Regions from separate parts of the Homo sapiens genome. Here region 1 is linked to region 2. Evidence: read pairs that join two places in POLR2A ChIA-PET (ENCODE). Cell type or tissue: OCI-LY7. All regions are shown on one strand. Links, peaks and the distances in the headings refer to the core of each region. The heading gives the core; the rest is flanking DNA. Region 1 holds the start of LOC105377062 (a long non-coding RNA gene). Region 2 has its middle 49 kb from the start of TMEM158.

The links. ChIA-PET counts read pairs that join two places held together with the same protein. Peaks named below come from ENCODE experiments on the same cell type or tissue, not always from the same donor. Only the 100,000 strongest peaks of a DNase experiment are listed, where the experiment ranks them.
Region 1: POLR2A ChIA-PET joins it to region 2 with 17 read pairs; 5 of 35 experiments call an interaction of 5 or more read pairs at or near these places.

The regions. Positions count from the first base shown.
Region 1 is chr3:45,345,688-45,348,604 of GRCh38, forward strand. LOC105377062 (a long non-coding RNA gene) reads right to left here and starts at 804. Exons shown (of 3, transcript XR_940798.2): 1 at 717-804. RefSeq lists an enhancer at 303-828. In OCI-LY7, for the core only: no CTCF peak of the experiment used is centred there; no DNase peak of the experiment used is centred there.
Region 2 is chr3:45,273,434-45,276,350 of GRCh38, forward strand. No RefSeq gene overlaps it. Among named protein-coding and RNA genes, the nearest start is that of TMEM158, 49 kb to the left of the region's middle. RefSeq lists an enhancer at 1-911. In OCI-LY7, for the core only: no CTCF peak of the experiment used is centred there; no DNase peak of the experiment used is centred there.

The DNA.
Region 1 (2,917 bases), core at 326-2,825, 72 kb after region 2:
GTTACATGTGTCAACAAATTCCTTTTTTTAAAAAAAATTTCTCAAGCCAGTTTGATTTGTCTTATGTCTCTGAAATGTTAACTAGGATAAAGGGATAAAAAGGATTAAAAGAAGGAAGAGAGAAATGGGCGATGGGGGAAATAGGACCAGACCTGTGTCCTATTTTCCACTTAAATGTAAGTGGTATGTATAGCAGATGGTCTTGGTTGCCTGTTTAACATCCACACTCTACCTTCTCTCCTGTTAACAGAATCTCAATATTTTGCAAGTGCCACCTTTACCCACAGAGTTAAATCCAGATTGGTTCTAAGCTCATCAAAGTAGTCCCATGCCCCTTATCAGTGATTGGCTTGAGAGTGAGCATGTGACCAAGTTCCTCCAATGAGAGAGGTGGTCTCTGGGAGGAGCCTCTGGGAAAGACGTCCTCCTCTCAATAAGAAGACTGAAATGGGCCCTCTCCATCTCTGAACAGTGTCTACTGGGATGTGACACCTGGAATGGCCACAGACACTTTGTGACCATAATGTGCCACTGAGCAGAATAACTAGCAGAGAAAGAACCTGAGCCTTTGATGATATAAATCTGTTGATTGTCCTTGCCTGAGGCATACCCTCTTCTGCCCTTTGTTATGTGAAATGACAAACCAGTGTGAATGGCGGTCTTCAGCTACTTGCAGCCCTGACGTTGCAGAACCTGAGGGAAGCTGACTCACTCACCTTATTTTACTGAGGAAGGAACTAAGGCCCAAAGGGACAGCTGGGTGTTCAGGCCACACAGCTAACTCGTGGCAGTGTGAGACAAGAGCCTTACTTCCCTTCTGTTAACACAGGCCTCATCCTATCATACTGCTGGTTCTAGAATCTTCCAGGTCATTGTACTGCCCCCCCCATCTCCATCCCTACCCCAACAATTAGTCCAGAGCCTTCTTTTTTTTTTTTTTTTTTTTTTTTAGACGGAGTCTCACTCTGTTGCCCAGGCTGGAGTGCGGTGGCGCAATCTCGGCTCACTGCAAGCTCCACCTCCCGGGTTCATGCCATTCTCCTGCCTCAGCCTCCTGAGTAGCTGGGACTACAGGTGCCCACCACCACGCCCAGCTAACTTTTTGTATTTTTAGTAAAGATGGGGGTTTCACCATGTTAGCCAGGATGGTCTCCATCTCCTGACCTCATGATCTGCCAGCCTTGGCCTCCCAAGGTGCTGGGATTACAGGCGTGAGCCACCGCTCCCGGCCAAGCCCAGAGCCTTCTGTAGTCAGATGTATCTAGGGAAACTCATCTGATTTGAATCCAGCAGGCAATATTCCATCTAATTAAGCAATTAGGAGCAGGAAGGCAACATCTCTGGAGCCTACCTGAGTTCTGTAATGAGCCTTTATAAACCACACTGGTTGTTGTGACAGATGCTGGGGTCTGCCGAGATCTCTGGACGCAGAGTTTTGCTGAGTCCCAGTGGGGGCTGTGGCTGTGGCTGTTTATAGAATCTGAGGTCTGCATTTGGATAATTACCTCCATGTGATTATCAGATTAATGTTACCTGGGCTAGAAGGTGTTTTTGCTTAAGGGAAGAAAAACAAAACCCTTTGAGGATGCCCAGTGATTGTGAACTTGAAAAGAGCCTGATCCTTAAAAGGTAGTGAACCAGTGTGGTGAGGCCAGACTACAGCCCCACAGTCAAGGCCAGCAGGTGTGCCATAGACACACAGGCCAGCAAACATACATGCCAAGAAAGTGTGTCTGTCGATGAGGTAGGGAAGAGCCTGAATGAAAATGTGTTCATTTTCCTACTTCCCTCACACACGCATACACTTAAACACACCCACACACATGCACTGCAAATTCACTGAGAAGCAGGGAGCAGCAGGGCTTCTGATCAGCACCCTCTAACACAGGTGACTTCTGTCAGGAAAGATTCAGGCTGGAAAATTCAGGAAGAGGACAGCTTGGGAAAAGGCTGGTCCCAATAGGAGCTACTTCCATCTTGGACACTGGAGCCACTGCTGTTGTTGTTACCTAAGGGTCAGACATTCAGCTCAAATTCACAGGCAGAAATATTTCAGCACCAAGACAAATATCTTTCTCTCAGAGGAATTCCTCAAAGACGTTTATGCTGCTGGGAAAGATGCCACTGGTCATGTGCCTGCCACTCAGCCTGACAAAAACGCTGGTCTGTGGGTAGGAGGCATCCAGTAGATGCTACAGAACAGTGTTTTCCCTCAAGGCCAATGGAGGGGGATGAAGTCCTCGGGTGGCACCTTGTGGGCAGGTCTAGGGGTTTGTATGCTTTTTTTTTTTTTTTTGAGGCAGAGTTTTGCTCTTGTCACCCAGGCTGGAGTGCAATGGCACGATTTTGATGCACTGCAACCTCCGCCTCCCAGGTTCAGATGATTCTCCTGAGCCTCCCAAGTAGCTGGGATTACAGGCACCCACTACCACACCCAGCTATTTTTTGTATTTTTAGTAGAGACAGGGTTTCGCCATGTTGGCCAGGCTGGTCTCGAACTCCTGACCTCGGGTGATCCACCCACCTTGGCCTCCCAAAGTGCTGGGATTACAGGTGTGAGCCACCGCGCCCAGCTGGGTTTATATACTTTTATGGCTCAAGGGCCTGTTTCCCTAAGTGGCTCTGTGTGGTGAGGGGTGGGTATACAGAGGAATTGGGGCAGAGAGTCAGTGGCCCTGTGTACAAGAGGGAGTGTGTGTCTGTGTGTGTGTGTGTGTGTGTGTGTGTGTGTGTCTTTACACACAGAAACCTGTAGGAATTTGTGTATCTCTGAATATGAGAAATACCTGGTGTTTTGGAAAGAGAGCCTTGAGCCAGGAGTTCAGAGCCACATCGATAGAAATAGGATATGAGCTAGGTATGTAACTGTCTAGTAACTACATTAGAAATAAATGAAGCCCATGAAATTATTTCAAAA
Region 2 (2,917 bases), core at 236-2,735:
GCTGGCCCGACAGAAACAGTAAAGTGTTGGGATTAGCAAGGGGTCAAGAAGCAGAAAGCCAGCTCCATTACTCTCTTCTGCAGAAATCACCTCCTTCGACAGCCCCAGAGGCAGTGCCTTGGGTTAGTTTCCTCAGAAATGGAGCTTGAGAAAAGGATTGACTGGGGGACTGCTCCCAGATAAAACCTGTAAGGGACTGAGGAGTTAGAATGGGGCAGAGAAGAAGCTGGGCAAACATATAGCTTCAGCTGAAGTCTAACTCAGCCTGATCCCGTGGGGAGCTCACATGCAGTTGTCCCAACTGCAGGGAAGCCCTTTGGCCTTTAGGTCCCCATGTCAGTCATCACTGGCTGTGGGCTCCCCTTAGGGGAGGACGTAACCTCTCAGGCTTTTCAGGATGAGGTGGCTCTGGAGAAGGAAGTCTCTGGAGAAAGAAACAGCTGTGTCATTAGCAGTCAGCATGCACTGCAGATGGGGGATGGGTGTGGTGGCCTGGTAAAGAGATACTGATGAGACAGCAACTGTATCTACTGCTGCCACTATCTCTTGAAGGCCAAAATGGTCAAGTCATTAGTTCATAGCAAAACATTATTTTCTATGTATCCCAAGGGCAGAGGGAAACCACATATGGTAGCAACTCATTCTTGCTTTACTTCTGATTCTTCTATGCAGGGAGCATTCCTCATGACTAATGAAGAAGCAAAGGCATAAACTTGACTAATTCCTTCTTTCTCCTTCCACATTGAGCTTGCACTACCCACAGCCCCTCTCATAGAGGCACATGCTCAAGATTGCTGCCTTGTCCTTCGTTCAGGTCAGTCTGCCTTTGTTGTACAATTGCCATGGCTCTAATCAGAGGTCTGCCCAACAGCATGACTCTTCCCATCATGCTGAGCATGATGTTCAGCATAACCAGGCTGAACATCACACCTGACCTCCTCCTCCATGAAACCTCCCTGAGCACTGAAGCCCCCACTGACTTCTCCCACTGCGGAATAGACAGTTGCAACCATATCCCAGAATTCACAGTGAGAAGGATCCCATGTGCCAAGCACTGTCCCAAGTGTAATTGACTTAACTTCATTTACTTAGTGGAGCATACGTGTATCAGTTAAGATGTGTTTGGCCATCAGTAACTCTCTGAGTTCAGGTAGCTTAAAGAATAAGGAAGAATCATATTCTATATAACAGGGAGTCTAGAGGTCAGGTAGTCAGTTCAAACTATCATCAGGTACTGCATCAGGCTCTAAAGCCAGATTACGTCCGGGTGATACATATTTCTCCTCTGAGTCCATTGTAATCCCATTCTGGTAGTCTATTACCTGGGGAATAAATCATAAAAACAGTAGGGGAATAGGTAAAGGAACAAAAAGAACTAAAATACATACATGGTAGAAAATATGAATAGCTACTTCAGCCTTTGTTTCTGCCCAACACATTCACATAGCCTTAGTTGATGTGTGACTTATGACATCCTTGTTCTAAAATCTATTCCATATCCCCCTTCTCTTTAGGGGCACCTCAGCTGAACAGAGTTCTTTACCCAGTGAGCTACCCCAACCTGATTTTTGAAAAATCTAAGTTCTTGGTGGTCCTCCTTGAATGGGATTAGTAAAGTCTTCCATTAGTGTATGTTTTTTAAACACTAGACCTAACACTACCAGGTGTTATCTCCCTGTGGTGTAGGTGGAATCGCTCCCAGGCCCTATTATAAAATAGCACCTGTCACTGCAGCCTACCTCTAGCCTGTTTGGCATGAAAGTATTGAAGTGGACAGATGGCAGCCTCAGTTTTCAATACAATAAAACTATTCTTTTGTCTCCTCTCTTGGGTACTGGCACTTGAAGCCAGCAAAACACAGAGTTGCAGAAATAATGTATCCTAGCTGGAAATAGAATTCAATTCATTTTATTTAAATGAAGAGACTTTACTGAGGGACCTCTAAGAGATGCAGGCAGGGTTAAAGACACTAACAATGGATGTCGAGGCACCCAGAGGCTAATAAACAGCAGGAAGCCATTACCATGTCTAGGAGTAGGAGAGGAAATAGTGTGACCTGAGTCTAGTGAGAGCAGAGCTGGGGTGAAATTGCCCAGCGGCAGCTAGAGCTATGGAAAAAGGTGGCCCTTGACAAAGATGCAATGCTGAAGCAGGGAGGAAATGGAGAGGAAATACCCTGAGCTCTCTCTCTCCTCTGCTCTCTGCTTACCTGCTGGTAATGTCATTGGCTGATCCAAAGAGAAGCGAGTCAGCGTGGCAGCCCAAGTGAGACAGTCTTCAGAGATATAGCAGAATAGAAAAGTGGAAGAATGGATGTGGGAGAACATGTATGGAATAACCAATACAAATAGGAAATGAAGCATTTGCAAGTGCTAATGTGTACTAGTGAGAGATACCATCTCACTTCTACCTACTGGTTCCCCAGACTGGTGTATTTGGCCTGTGGGAGACCCAGAGCCATACACTAGTTTCTAATTCAAAGCATGGGCTCATTGTATAGGATAGCAGCCCAACCTCACAAGACGTTTTCTCTCAGTGAATGCTGTTACTGAGTCTTCATTAAATATTCTAACCTTCTGTAAGACCTGTGAATGCCATATTTTTTCATCTCATTTCCTCACTTCTTTTATTCTAAAATAAGTTCTTGCTGAGATGCAATGTGGCATGGGGTATTATTATGGTGAAGTAAAGCATTCAGTAAGTCTACTGGAGATGTTACTGGAAGAAATGTGACAGCCATAGAAGGCAAATTCACATCCAGAGTGGATTATTATTACCTGAGGACGAATCCTTGCTCCCTTCAAGATGGAAGGGGAGAAAACCTTTCAACTTTTCGTTCCAAAATGGTGGTGTAGAAGCAAGCTGGCTTTACTCCTCCATATAAAACCAAAAAAACAAATATATAGCACCAAGCTTA